Regions from separate parts of the Mus musculus genome. Here region 2 is linked to region 1. The links are chromatin contacts, found by Hi-C or POLR2A ChIA-PET in ENCODE. All regions are on one chromosome and are shown on one strand. The core of a region is the stretch at or near the end of the contact, and the rest is flanking DNA. Distances in the headings are between cores, read along the strand shown. Region 1 holds the start of Qk (quaking). Region 2 overlaps Pacrg (PARK2 co-regulated).

Region 1 (7,510 bases), core at 3,216-5,715:
TCAGCTGTAAAATTGAGGCAATTAGCAACTTGGCACCAGTGTACTGAAATAACTGAAGTGTCTGACTCCCCAGAGCACTCCTGGTAAGTCTCACACCGACCTTCTGGAAACTCAGTTTAGAAGTCACATATGCCACAATTACCAGGAAAATACATCCAGTCTCTAAGCTGTAGTAGAGAAAATGGCATTTGGATTAAGTGTCTGGGGACGACCTAAGTAGTTATATCCTTTGCTTATAAAATGTTTCTCCACATTAGCTGTTTAAAATTAACACACTGAACCAAATGGTATCTACTGAACATAGTAAAATAACCTAATCACCCACTCATTCTGAGGTCCTAGATTCTCTTCAGGTCTAGATCCTGAAGAGAAAAAACCATGAAATTAGCCCAATCCAGAGAAGCACTACTGAAATGAATGCTCTGAGTCAGTATGAAAATTGGTCAACACAGAGTGCATTTGAAGCTCAGTGTAGAGTCCTAAAATTAATAGTTATTTTTTGCTTGAAGATCTGTATAAATGTGGAATGAGAAGGTCACATTACATGGCATGAGGGCCTGCATCCTGCTCTGAGTGTTTCTACCTCTACAGTTTCATTTAGGGTCAAATGAGCAGAAACTTTACACTACCAGTTAATATTTAACTGCTGGGCAGGGGGTGAAGCTGGATGCTGGGGCTACATCTGGAAGGATCACATTAGCTCTGTAATCACAAATCACACTACAGCAGTCGAGGGAGTCACGCTCCTCATCTTACTAGAGATATAAACATGCTTTAGTGAAAGGAAGACATACTACTACTACTACTACTACTACTACTACTACTACTACTGGACTGATTTCTTGCATACAAAATAAATAAGACAATCGTGCTAAATGCACACACATATAGAGACATAGACCGAAAAATAACAACTCTCCGGGCCCTAATCTTCAAATGCTGAAGTTTCACATTTGAACATGACCACAATCCCTACATCATTTTCAATGCTCTGAACAGTATCTATATGATAAACCACTTTATAGTTTAGGAGGATACTCGAACGTTTTGTGGAGTTAATTATACAAACATACCTAGACTCCTCCCATCCCCCTCATAGAAATTTTTATAATTTAGATTATTTCTTTCAAAGAATATTGGAACAAAGAACCATCATACATTGAATGTGCAGTTTTTAGTTCTTATAAAAAACTCCATGGCAATAAAGACAGACCTGCTTGGAATATTGTTAAGTTTTTACTCTAAATGTGGAGAGATGCAACAAGCTAGTAGAGCCAATGAAATTGAACAGAAAGCACATTTCCACTCCTAGCTAATTAGTATAAAAATGAAGAGCCAATTTTATTGTTAATAGACGAGTTTTCACTGAAAGAGCTATTACAAGGATCTTCATATACCTGTGTATACCTATCTTCATGTACATTTATCCTGCACATTTTGAAAACTGTATTAGAATGTTTGCAATAACAGGACTGAAGGATCTATAATAATTGCTGAGATTGTAAGCTTGAAGGTACATATCTCAATAAACTTTGTAGTCTACATTGCATTCATCATGTTGTGTGATCAATACATGTGCACAATGTGCAGAAGAGTGGGAGACAGACAAAGATGGGAGCCTATGGATGAGTGCCTGGGCAAGGTCAGTGGCCCCAAAGGCCATGTGTTCACTTGCTGTACAGTCCTGGACTGCCTCCACTAGCCACTAAGCTGTTCCTAGGCAACCAACCATCTCAGTTCAAATATGGCTACTCACACCTCCCCACGTGTCGGGGGAAGCACTGAAGGAACTAAATCAGGTAAGAATTTTAACCTCAAGTATGCAACTAGCTAATGACACTCCTCTTTGAACACCAAAGTCATGAGAGCCTACACATGTGCTGTTGTTGGGGTTAGGAACTCTCAAAGCGTGAGAGTCTCTGATGGCAAACAAACTGACGCACAGATCTGACATGGCATGTGAGAAATGTGACAGAAACAACTAAACATTTAACAAAAAATAGAGGTGGCATATGGGAGCTGGAGTGGGGCTTTTGGGCAACTAGGGAAAACTTTACAAGGGTACACCAAGCCCAGAGCCCTACAGATGCCAAGCATGTGTAGAGGTCAAGACACATGAGGAGTCCATCTAGTGAGCTTGGGCAGCAACATCTCTTGGGGCCTAATAGGTCTTGGGAAACTCTGGATATTTTTTTTCTTAACCTGAGAAATCAGGCAAAACTAAGCAGGGGAAGAGAAAATGCACTAAATGGCTACTATTTCCAAGTGATGGGTCCACCAGGGATTGAGCCATGGTGAATGAATATTGCCTATTATTTTCATTCAACTACATTATAAAAGTGGTTGGACATATGGGTCAAAAATTATGTAACACTGTAATGAATTCAAAGGATTTACTGGATAGGGTCAGTAAAATGGGGATGGGGGCACTCTGGTATAAAATATACATGGATTTGAACAGCAGATAGGGCTCATTGGCTATAGTGCTGGATAAAATTATTCAGTTTCCCTCTTCCTCTTCAGGGGTTTCCTCTTATGTAAAACTTGGGGCTGCCAGGATTGCCTAAGGTACAGGACTGCTCTGATTGAGCTATAGAGGGAGAGCAGTTACCAAAGGGCCTATAAGTGTGACCAACTTACAAAGGGGACTTCTCTTGCACAAACACAGACAATGTATAATAATTCAGTGACAAAATATTTTTTAATAATATACAAGAAAGAAACCTCGTTTTTTTCTAGATTCTGAAGAAAGATTTAGAAAATGTAGTAACAGCTTTTTGATCAAATTATTCCATGCTTTCACTAATTTATTGTTTAGAGATAATTAAGGGATTATCTATAGTACTAAGAACTACTATAGCCATTGTTGGAAAATTAAAATTATTTCAATTACATGTTAACTTTGTTCATCATTTGCTCTAAAAAACGTAGTTTAATGGACAACTAGAAAACCAAAACCCAAACCAACCCAAACTGTAGTCTTTAAATAAAATAATCAGAAGCTACTGGCCAGGAAAAGAGTAAAATTGCTTTAAATACCGTTGGTACCACACAAACTTCGAAAATGCTCTTTAGAAATCGCGTAAATCAAAGTTTAAAACAACAACAACAAAAAAAGCAATCCAACTAGCCTGCTTACGTACACATTTAAAATACAGTGAGATGATTCCCAGAAAATTATAGCCAGGGCCAACTCTCAAAATGGTTAATTTGACAATCTTGTCTACATTTTAATGGAGCATGTTATAGAGAACTTGCAACAAAACAGGGATGATGCAGATTTAATGACCGACAGCTTCTATAAATCGCAGGACTTCATTGCTGCAATTCGGAACATTGTTTCCGAAACAAATGTAACCGGCAGAACTTCCTCTACACGCCATAGAAAGCCCCTGTCCTGGCCCTCTGCCTGTCATTTATTTATTTATTTTTGTCAAGTAGGTAAAAATAGGCGTTGGCCACTTCGTTTTTTCCCCGAATATGTACTCCTCACACAGGCTCCCTTGTGCGGGGGCCGCACCGCTGAGGAGCCAGCGCCTCCGCCACCAGGGACTGGAACCTGCGGTGAGGATTAACGGAACCGCGCGTCACGCCGCATGGAACAGAGCCCGCCCGCACGCCCGTGGGTGCGCACGCGTGTGCCGTCTCCGCCCACGGTCCGGGGCCGCCTCGCAGCCCACGGCAACGCGAGGCCCGTCACGCGTGGCGCTGGCTCCAGGGGAAACCTCACTGGAGTCCCTACCGCCGGAGACACTTGCGGTGTGGGCGCCCACGCCAACTCAGTCCGCCGCCACCTCGCACCCCAAGCGATCCGACGGCCGGGTTTCCCGCCCCGCGAGGTGGGCGCCGCGCCAGAACGGTTCGGTCCCGCTCCTCCGTCCGCAGGCCATCTTCGTCCCGCTCCACCCCCACGCAGGCGCGCTCCAGGCCCGCTTCCCCCCCACCCCCCGCCCCCACGGCGCGCTCTCCGCCAGGTGGGGCGGAGCGACCCTCGGAAGGGGCGTGGTCACAGTCCTCGACGCGCGCACGCGCTCTCAGCCTCTCGGCTACGTGTCTGGACACGTGACGCCCACCCGAGAGTCCCCAGTGAAGCAACAGGACGTTTAAAAAAAAAAAATTTTTTTTTTTTTGAGGGGGTAGCGAGGAAGGTGGACGAAGAGGTTTAAGAAAAAAAAAAAAAACCCAAACTATAGTAACGCGCGCGGACGCGAGGCCCGGGCGGCGGCGAGCGCAGCGCGTCGCGGAGAGTCCCGCCGGGATTCCTCTCAGCCGCCGCACCCGACCGCGCCCGCCGCCTCAGCAACAGCGCGCCGACGAGCCAGCGCCGCCGCCCGCGTCCCCCTCAGCCGCGACCCCGGCCCCGCGCGGGCGGCCACCGGCGCGCGTCCTCCCCGCCGCGGCCCGGCCCTGCGCCGGCCGTCCCGCCCGAGCGGCCAGGGGCGGCGGCGCCGCCTGAACTGAGGCGAACTCCGCCGCCAAGTGAGTGAGGAGGAGGAGAGCCGCGGAGGAAGAGGAGGAGCGCAGTCGGAGCGCGGCGGCGGCGGCGGCGGCGGTAACGCGGAGCGCCGCGGCGGACAGCACCGCAGACTCGCGAGCTCCGGCGCAGGCGGCGCGACCGGCCGACGAGCGGCCCCCCGGCTCCTCGCGGCGCAGCGGCCCCGCGCCGCGCTCGGCCCGAGACCCGCCTCTGCCGCCGGCCTCGCGAGGGGAGCCGCGCCGGGCGGCCGAGGAGCGGCGGCCGCGGCGCGTCGGGCCGGGCGAAAGTGCCTGCGGGGGGCGGGCGGGCGCGCGGAGCCGGCCGCCCCGGGGCTCGGCGCGGGAGCCGGAGCGGGAGCCGGCGCGGAGCGGGACGCCGCGTCCCGAGCGGCCGGCGGCCGGAGCTCGCCCCCGCCCCTCCCTCCTCTCCTCCGGCGGCGGCGGCGGCGGGCGGAGTGAGCTGCGGAGCCTGGAATATGGTCGGGGAAATGGAAACGAAGGAGAAGCCGAAGCCCACCCCAGATTATTTGATGCAGCTGATGAACGACAAGAAGCTCATGAGCAGCCTGCCCAACTTCTGCGGGATCTTCAACCACCTCGAGCGGCTGCTGGACGAAGGTGAGGCGCCCGGCCCCGGCGCGGCGGCCCGGGATGGCGGGGCGGCGGGAAGGTCAGGCGGGCGGGCGGGCGGGCGCACAAAGGCGGCGCGGGCGGCTCGCGGCCCGGCCGGGGCCGGGCCAGGCCCGAGGGCGGACCCGGGAGCGCGCGGGGCTGCGGGGCTGCGGCCGGCTCCCGACGGCGCGGCGGCTAGGCTCCCCGCCATCCCGGCCATCTCGGCCGGCCCGGCGGGGCCACGCGATTCCCCGAGCTCCGCCTCGCCTGGCCCGCGGAGCCCCGGCTTAGCGGGCTCTTTTCGGTAGAGTTGCGTGGCCCGCAGTACCCGATCGGACCCCGAGATGTCCAGGAATCACGTAGGGTACCGAAGAAAAGTAGTGCTTATGTGGCCGAAGGCGAGGACGAAATGACAGAGTAGAACACTTTTTGTCCTTTTGTTTGGGGAAGCGAGAACTGTTTGGGAGTTTAACTTCACTTTTTTTTTTTTCTTTAGTCTGTGGTGGTGGTGGTGGGGGAGGAGTACGAAATACCGCGAGGACAGACCTGAACGGAATCCGAGTTTGGAAGAACTGGGGCGGAGGGTTCGCTCCCGGCGTAGCCGCCTGCGTTTGCAGGGCGGGGAGCTGGAAGTTTGAAAGGACGGGGATAAAATAGAGCAGAAGTTTGCACAAGCCGAGTTAGGAGCGCTGTGGGGAGCGAAGACTGACTGGAGATTAATGCTGGTCAGCTCTGGAATTCCTTTAGGAACTACTCATAGCAGCGACCTGGAGTGTTAGTTCCCAGTAGCTGTAGGTTTCTGTGGACGCCCGGGGCGGGGTTGGGGGGTGGGATAGGACCAACAAGTCTGTTTTAAATCGAGTAGCGAGTAGTTTCTGTCTTCTCTTTTAAAGTCTCTGAGTGGACTGTTTAAAGGAAGCGGAAAACTATGTTGTACAGATGAACATGGATTTTAGGATCTTGAGAAGAATGTCGAAAAATTTTAGAGATAGCTGGGGATATCTGCTGGCATGTCAGGGAAGAACAAAAGACTCCCGAGCTAAAAGATGATTAAAGAGTCATCCTCAGAGCTTCCGTTGGATGGGGAGCTTTGGGCAGTATTTAAAACAGAAAACATTCAGCTATTACACATGAACATGCAACAGCAACACATCGAAAGAGGCATTTTTTATTGTTGGGTTGGTATATTTGTTAGTGTTAAATTGCCCTGGAGAAAAAACTTGAACTGCCCCTTTAAGGGTTTTTGCCTTTCCTATTTGTGTTGGCATTTGAAAAATTGTGGAGGCAGAAAACTTTCTGGAATGTCCAAAAAAAAAAAAAGAAAGCTGGAGCTCTTAAATTGAGTATTTCCAAAAGTGAGCGCTAAGGGGCGCCAGTTATTTTTTTTTAACCTTGGAAATGTTTGGAACAAAATAGTATGCTTAATAATCTGACCTATATTAGGTGCAGTTGAAACTTAAATTTTTAGATGACTTCATTTGTCACTATTCACAAATGTGATTAGGGCGGAAACACCTCATACATTGATATTTCTTCCTTGGCATTGGTTTTTATGATATTAGTAGCATATTTATGAGGAAAAATTTAGTTTTTAAAAGTTCAATCAAGAGGGAATTTCTTACACAACAAACTAGACAGCATATACAATGAACTAAAAAGCATTCTTAAAATGCTTCGTATACCTAAGTGACTTAGTGGACTTATAAAAAGTTTGGATATGTTATAAGGAAAACTAGTAGGCGTTTCTTAGATTAATTGTAAAGGCTGTTCAAGTGTTCTCTTTCAGCTTGATCAGAAATAACTGCCTTATTTTGAGGTTGGCATAAGTCTTTCAACTAGAGGAATTTCAATCTTTGCACAGGCTTATTTCTCTTGGTTAGAAATAGTGACCCTTTGGGTTTCAAATGTAGAAGACAGCTAGTTCAGGATTACAATATTCAAAGTAATGTTTGGTGTCTCCTTGTCATGTTTTCTCCATCTTCACCTTAGTCTGTTTGTTCTTGGGTGTCTGAGCATTAGGCTAGAGTAAAGATAGCTCGGATTTAATAGGAGACAGGAGATTGACTGGGGATTGTGATTGTTTTCATCACTTGCAGGAAATGGGCTGGTCCTTAGTGTGCTATAAGCTTTTAACTGTACTTGTTAGTCTTACTGTAAATTTAATTTGACTTGAAAATTCTGGCTTTTTAAGTGCACCATCATAATTTTCTTGGTAGATGACTTAATTGTGAAAATTGGCAACTTGTCCTTAACCCCTTGTGCCCTCTCATTGTCTAAAACAAATTAATTATGACTTCTGTTTATGGTTAGGGATTACATTTTCCTTTGACTGTAATACTTGGCAGAAAAATTACTTTTAAATTCAGATAAAACTAAGTTTCACTTTAGGGATTAAACTGTTCAGTGATAGTAAGATACTCTA
Region 2 (7,510 bases), core at 1,999-4,498, 430 kb before region 1:
TAAAGTCATATAGTTCTAAGAATCCATAACATTGAGTGTTCAGATTCACAAAGCAGCAGAATGAGCAGTTATATCCGGGCAAAAATATTTATGTCTCCTACTTTTAATTACTCTTTTATTTGAGGCTTTTACAGACAATGTATTTAAACTACTTCTATATATTGTATGATGTGTTCAAGTAAGATCGATGCTGGGGGTGGGCCTGTCCAGCAGCTTGGTCACATTGTATCTGCAGTCAGAAAGTAGAGAAGAAGAGGAATGCTGATGTTAGCTTGGGCTCATTCTACTCTCTCTCTCTCTCTCTCTCTCTCTCTCTCTCTCTCTCTCTCTCTCCCTCCCTCCCTCCCTCCCTCCCTCCGTCCCTCCCTCTCATCTCCTGTTTGTTTTAATTTATTGTTGGTTTGTTTTGCTCTTTTCTTCAGTCAGTGACTCTCTCTACCCATGGGATGGTGGCTATCCACATTTAGGAAGGCCTTTCCAGTTAAATCTTTTTGGGAACTTCCTCAGAGATACATTGCATGGGTTAAACACATTAGTGATTGAGTCACCAATAATGCAAGGGTGTCGAATTAGAAATCAAAACACTTTCCCTTGGAGTCAGTAAACCAGGGTGAGCCCCGATTTGAATTCTCCATTCCATGCTCAGTGCGTCTTCTGTCTGTTATATGAGTCTGAGTCTGAGTCTGAGCCTGATGAAAGATGGTCTTCTGAATCTGACCCTGTGTCTGTCAGTTGTGACTGTGTCTGTCCCTAACAAAGAGCTCTGCTCTCTCTTTTATTGATCAACACCAAAAGCATGACAGGGGGAGAGAATGGGATATTTTACAGACGTCTTTATAAAGGATTAAGTCACTGGCTCCAACTGACCCAGACAACAGGCAGTGCTATAAACATGACTGTTTATCAACTAATATCCATAAATGTTCTGCTCAACATTTATGGTGGATATTCATTTTAGAAGATTGCTTTCAACCTCCATATTTACTGCTTTCAGCAAATGACACTCATGTATTGTTCTGGGCCAGGAGTAGGGAAGAGTAAATAAATTAAGAATCAAGACCCTCTTGTATTTATGGTAATCTTGGCAGGATTGTTTCTGCCTTAAACTGTATATGTTTTTACATTTGTGTTACATGGTTTTTGCTGATTCTTTGAAGTAAGGGACCATTTTATTTCCAACCTCAAAACAATTAAGTTTTTGTTTTGTTCCTTTTTCTTTGCTTTAACTGTGCACAGTATCTTGCACATGTCGAGGATTTATTTAGTATATACAGAAGTGAATTATGTAAAAGCTCATTTCTTCTTGTGAAAAATCCAGGAGTGACTGATAATCTATTATGTTAGTAACAGACTCTTCCACCTACATAGTCTCAAAAAATAATTACAGTTCTCATGTTTGGACAGCCAGCAGAGCAGACCCACCCCCAGGAGCTAATATCTCCTCACATGGTCTTGTAAGAATTGACCACAATCCATCCATTTAATTACAAACATGCTGCCAATTAGCTCTGTGTCCCCAAGAGTTGTTGAATCTTTCAGTGTTTTAATTTTCTCCAGGATCTTTGTGGTTTGCACTGTCCATGTCTTTGGGAATAATAGCATCATTGTGACCACACCTACTGTGGCTGGAATAAGGCTTGGGCGAACCAAGGTCTATTAAAGCACCCCAACTAGCCACAGAGCCAGATGACAAGTGATAGCTGTACTGTAATTTTTAGTTTTGAAATTATTAGGAATAGTGGCTGCAGAGATGACTCGGGGGTTAAGAGCCCTGGCTGTCCTTCCAGAGGACCCAGGTTCTATTCCCAGCACCCACATGGCACCTCACAACTGTCTATAACTTCAGTTCCTGGGGATCAGACACCCTTATATCAGGCATCATGCATGCATACATACAAACATATAGACAGGCAAAACACCAATGTACATGAAATAAAAAAAAAATTTTAAGAAAAAATATTAGGAATGGTGGCCTCTGTCAGCCTTCAGTTTAAACTAATGTCATGGGCATTCTTGTGCTTTTCAGAGTGATTTAAGTATGATAAGTCTGTTTGAAATCACATATTATTCTATGAAAACAATATAGTAGCTTTAAACAAGAAAATAGCCTACAAATAGGGTAAGAACCCCACTAGAGAGACCATCAGGGGATATTCCGAAGAAGTCCTCATGTTCGTGAAAATGCATCTTATGGTGAGAGATTTGTGAAAATGTCTACAACTTCCAGGTTAACAAGGTGACCTCAGCACATCAGCATACTGAGTCCCTTCTTAGGAGAGTGTGACCCTGGCTCTGTTGGACTTACCAGGTTCATAATGTACACCTGGTAGGAGACATGATTCAGCATGTCAGATCTCTTCAATGACATGCCTTTGGTTGTCACTTCTAGTGACCCCAAAATGTATACCATACTGTACCAGGAATGGTCACAGTTTTACTCAGACCTTCAAATGTGATTATACATGCATGCATGCACGCATGCACTCTCACACACACACATTCGCGTACCTACGAACAGGAGACCACAGTTGAAATTCCAGTAGTTGATTCCTTCAGGTAGTCTTAGAGGGCTCACTTTGTCAGGATGATGCAGATCCTAAACTTGTAAGGTGGTCAGAAAATGATTAGGGTCACATTACAGCCCTTGAGCCTTCCCGTGGTAAAAATGCCCACAAAGAATTCAAACAGATATTTTATTAGCGGTGTATAATGTCTCTGAAACAAAAAAACAACAAGCAACAAAACAGGAAACAAATGCATTGAAGAACTGAAAGTTAGTCAAGGGCAAGACCATTCTGATGTGGTTTAACTGGTTTAAACGATTAGTTGACTTAACTTCATGAATCTCGAAATCAATATATTTTAGTAAACTAGAGTCATCTTTAATTTTCTGTGCGGAGCACACAGCATTTTAAGCAACCCTTCATGTCTGACATTTTGGCATACTTCTACTGGTCCAAACCGTTTTCTCTCAAAGACTCCATACTGCCATGAAGGCATTCCTATTTTATGTCTCCATTTTTGGCTGAAAATCCTTGTGGCTGATCTCAGCCTGTTTCCCTAGGTCTTCCCTTAAGAGTTGAGGGGATTAGAGCGTGAGGAGAACAGGAAGAGAGGAGCTTGCCAGTAGGTGGCTCACTTTGAATGTGCTTGGGATGGGATCAGAAATGTCACCCCTCCTCCACTAAGCCTTTGCTTTCTATCCCTGCTGCTTGGAGCCTTTTTCTGTAATGCCTGAGTCATTTGCAGGGGGGTGAAGAGGGGAAGAAAGAGAAGAAAGCCAGCATGCACCAGCCTCCTCAGAGCGTAAGAATAGCATGGCCCCATCTCATTCTGAGTGGTCCCCAAGTGGAGCCTGAACCGAATTCTCTTCTCCACACACAATTGCTTGTTCTTTTGTTCCTTGTGTCCTTAGCAAAGACTGAAAGAACTAAGCCTGTAATACTTGGGCCCTCCTGTGTCACTTAAGGAATAATAGGCCATTGTCTTCATTAAGCCACCCTTGTTTTAGCAAATAGAATCCAGAGCCTGGAGGGAGAACATTTTGAAGGGGGCAGAATCAGAGGAGAGAGGCTTCACTGGATTCCCTAGAGAAACTGTTTTGTTTCTCCTGCTTTATTGCTCCTCACTGAGAAGATTCATATTCAAATGGGCTGAGTCTGTGAATAGTTGCTTGCACATTCTCATGCACCCAGGAAGGCTATGATTATGGCTAATTACAGCGCAGAATGAAACCCTAACAAGAGTGCTCAATCAGATTGTTGTTCATGCATGAAGTAAGTAAGGCTGGCCAATGGAGGTGTGATTCTGGTAATTACAAACATTGTGGCTATTTGAAAAATGCTTAGTAAATCTGTTCAGGACAAAATAAGTTCTAATTAATCACTTTAGACTCTGATTTCTCCAGACGATTCATGTGCACTTTAAAAAAAAGTTTAAGGTCCCCTCAATAAACCAAATCTAAATATAAAATATGCTCATTGTCCACACTTTGTTGGAGGAATGGAACTATGCCGCCTGCCCCATTCCTGTCTTTTCTGGCCATCATATCGAACTTGCCTTTTATGCAACTCGACAGACGGTTCTTTAAAAATAAATGTGTACATATTCTTGTTATTATCTGGCAAACCAAATGATTTATGAAAAATTACTGGAAAACATCAACTGTTAATTTAAACATCCAGATCGATTTAATAATTGTGCTGATGTGTCTAAGAATATTCAGTAGACTGTGGCCCTGGATTATAATACCCAAGGATGTTACAGGCTGAAGAAATGTTATCTTCTCCTAATCCATCACGAGGAACAGGACTGAGGCCGCAATAGCAACAAAGAAATGCCTAGCGAGAACTTTGTGACACAGGCATCCTTCAGAAATAAACTAGGTAGCACGCTCATCTGTGTAGTTCAGACAGTGCACTAGGAAACTTAACAAAGTCGTGTGAGAGCGTTCTCCTCAGAGTTCCTGTATTGCTTTCCTTCCTTCCTGTCATGTGAGGCTCCATCGAAGGCAGGGCAAGAGTGACCTTCCTAGGCTCCAAAGCTGCCTTGGAGAAGGCAAGAAATTCCAGTTTCCAGCGTCCTCACTAGAGAGAGAGCACCGGCCATGACGGGACCCTCCTGCAGATCTGCTTCCTTGCTTCTTCTCTGTAGAGAATACTCTGCATGAAGATATTGGTGGCTTCACATCCTGAGCCTGACAGTAATTAACTGGTGGCCCCTATGAGAACAGAATCAGACTGTAGGAACATGTACACTTCAGGGCCATTCTTGTTTTCAGAAACTTTTAAACTGGAGACATCTTGGGTTTCTCTATTTTTTTTTCAAAGTACTGCATACTAATGGAGTGGCTACAGGACCAGTTTCTTTATTTGACATTTTGCAATTTCCTTTGTTCCCTAACCTAAAAATAGATCTTAAGAAATTGTAAGTTTTTTCTCTGTGGTAATCCAAAATAAGTCAATCCAAGCCAGATATAGATAGATAGATAGATAGATAGATAGATAGATAGATAGATAGATAGATAGACAGACAGAGATGGATATGGATATGGATATGGATATGGATATGGATATGGATATGGATATGGATATGGATATGGATATGGAAGCTACTGCTCTGGGGCAGCTTCACTGGCCCCAAAGACTGAGTCCAGAGAAGTCACTATGGGGAGGGAGAACGAGGGGAGGGGGAAGAGAGAAAGTGCAGAGAGAGAGAGAGAGAGAATGAGGGGAGAGAATGGAAAAGAGGAGAGAGGGAGGGAGGGAGGAAGAGAAAGGGAGAAAGGGAAGGAGGGAGGGGGAGAATTAGCAAAATGTCTGGATTATGTAGGGAAGAGCCTCTGGGGGGAAGGCAGTCCAGCCTCTAGGCTGGAAAGTTCAGAATTGGGTGCAGGATATGCTAGGTAGGAACTGAGGGATGTTGGGAGAACCTAGAGGCCAGGTCTCTTTAGTATGCAAGATATGCATCTCAGCACCTTGTCCCTAGCCTTGTCCCAGGGCCTAAAATCAATCAAAAATGGCCAGAGTGACGGTAAGAAAGGTAGCGTGATAAAAGCATTTCATTTAAGGGTCTCAAATGTGCCTCGGTCTTTGTTTGCTTTCATTTCTGATAGAATGCATTCCACCCAACTACTTGAGAACTTTTCAATTTTGCCCTATTGAGCAGTTAAATCTGAACCAAACAGAACTATCTTTTACAATTAAATTATCTAGAAATTAAATTGATTACAGCTCCTAACTGAATGGATCACAGGGCTCAGATTCACCGTCCCAAAGATGGTTCTGTGGAGGTCATCCTCTGGCCTTCCTGTGTTCCGTTCTGCACAACGTTGAAACAGAACCAGAATTCCCAGTCAACAGCAGGCAGCAAGGCTGGTTTCTGGCCTCTTCTGTTCTTCTTAAGCCTGTTCTTCCAAGACGCACCTTGCTCTCTTCAGAATTCCCTTTATCACAATGGCTGAGAAGCAAATGCTTGCTTCCAGGGGGGTTTCTGCACGGCTCTCCAATCCTGGATAGGAGTCAGCACACAGAGGCTGTTTCCTGGGGTCTTTGGTCTTATTTTCTGTGTGTGCATAAACTTTGGCTACACGCATTTGCTAAGCTTTTCTCTTGCTGCTCTGTGGCCCAGAACCCTTGCAGTAGGGTAGGAAAAGATCAAGTTTTCTCCCCTCCAGGAGCAAAGGCTTTCCTATCTAAATTGCGGCAGTCTCTGAAGGGCAGGGTGGTCTGGGAGGTGGGGAGAGCAAGGAGGACACAAAACAGCAAGGGGAAAAGATCAACCCTTTGACGGGCTTTTTATAACCATTCTTTTTCCTTTGAGCAAGAGGTTTATTAGAAGTTTTATTAACACCATGGGCAAACACATAGACAGACAGACAGACAGCAGCATGACAGGATTGAGAGAAGTTGAGGTCCCAGAGATCTTCTAATTTTAGTTCACTTACAACACATATGGTCTGTAAATGAAAGGAAGACTGACGTGACTAGTTTTTGTACACACAACGTTCTACAGATCGCAGTATTTCATTTCTCTAAACTTAGTAATCATAAGTAAACTGTGCTCATCACCAAAGAGATCTGTGAGCAATGACAATGTAAAATAAAAAGGTTTTAGAAAATTGAGTTTTAGGAAGTAGTAGGAAAATGAGTTTTAGAATCTTGTCTTTTTTTTTTTTTTTTTTTTGAAAAACGTGCCTTTTTTATAGTAAACTTTATCAACTTGATAACCTAATAGCGATATAAAAGTTAAGTCCTGTTGTTACAGGCATGGATCTGAATCCCAGGGCATCCACTGAGGTATACAGGCTTTTGTGTCCCAGGATAGAGAACTAGATCAGGGACACGACACATGGTTAGAAATAGAGCTACAAGCAGTATATTAAGAGAGAAAGAATGAACCTGGGCTCGTGTGGAGGGGAAACAGTCTGTGGTGTTCCAAGTCTCCTGAGCTAGGGCCTTCATGATCCTTTACAGGTCATTTGCATAGTACCCATCACTCCCATGTTTGTGTATTGCAGGGGTTTGTGGTATATTCTGTTCCTTGAATGTAGTGTTAATCCCACTGGGCAAGAGTAAGACTACTACCCCACTTTTTTTAACCAAATTTGGAGCAAGCTTTAGTAAATACTGGTCAGGAAGATAGACATTGGCCAGATCCATATCTGGGATTCCCAGAGAATAACACTTCAGTATACGAGACAGCGGCTTATAAAGCAAACCTCACAAGACTAGATCTTTCCTGCCTTCGTCCAATCAAGGGCAAACATATATCCCAACATACTTCTTGTCTAGGTATCTCCCACCTACAAGTGATCAGTCAAGCACACCCTGTGCAGCTGGGACAGCCAACCTTATTTATACAAGTGGACACATGTTCCTTGCAGTCTTACACGAACACCATTGCCCACCCCCCAGCCCACCCCCGCATTCCAGAAAGTTATCTTTCCTTGAGCAAGTGGAGCTTACAGGTTAGAGACATTTTTGTTTTACAGATTGTTTAAGCTTAGCAA

Evidence for each region. A loop is a pair of places that touch in the nucleus more often than their neighbours do. ChIA-PET counts read pairs that join two places held with the same protein, here RNA polymerase II (POLR2A).
Region 2: a loop to region 1 is called in a map of heart, with 5 times the contacts of the local background. The contact joins the enhancer-like site here to the promoter of Qk in region 1. A Hi-C loop is called at or near these places in 11 of 37 maps with a recorded cell type or tissue (Patski, gastrocnemius, heart and 1 more). POLR2A ChIA-PET finds 5 or more read pairs at or near these places in 1 of 5 experiments (Patski).

The regions. Positions count from the first base shown.
Region 1 is chr17:10,316,316-10,323,825 of GRCm38, reverse strand. It overlaps Qk (quaking), which reads left to right and starts at 4,465. Exons shown (of 8, transcript NM_001159517.1): 1 at 4,465-5,094. The coding sequence starts at 4,953. Gm46608 reads left to right here and starts at 415. Exons shown (of 1, transcript XM_017317774.2): 1 at 415-4,175. The coding sequence starts at 3,481. The coding sequence ends at 4,107. Cahm (colon adenocarcinoma hypermethylated RNA) reads right to left here and starts at 3,907. Exons shown (of 1, transcript NR_037588.1): 1 at 2,685-3,907.
Region 2 is chr17:10,740,974-10,748,483 of GRCm38, reverse strand. All of the region lies in intron 2 of Pacrg (PARK2 co-regulated), which reads left to right. Among named protein-coding and RNA genes, the nearest start is that of Gm16169, 63 kb to the left of the region's middle. Within about 2 kb of position 3,248, at least 1 of the 3 ENCODE cell types and tissues checked has a DNase peak (open chromatin) inside an H3K27ac peak, as active enhancers do; it is heart, where a contact is called at or near this core.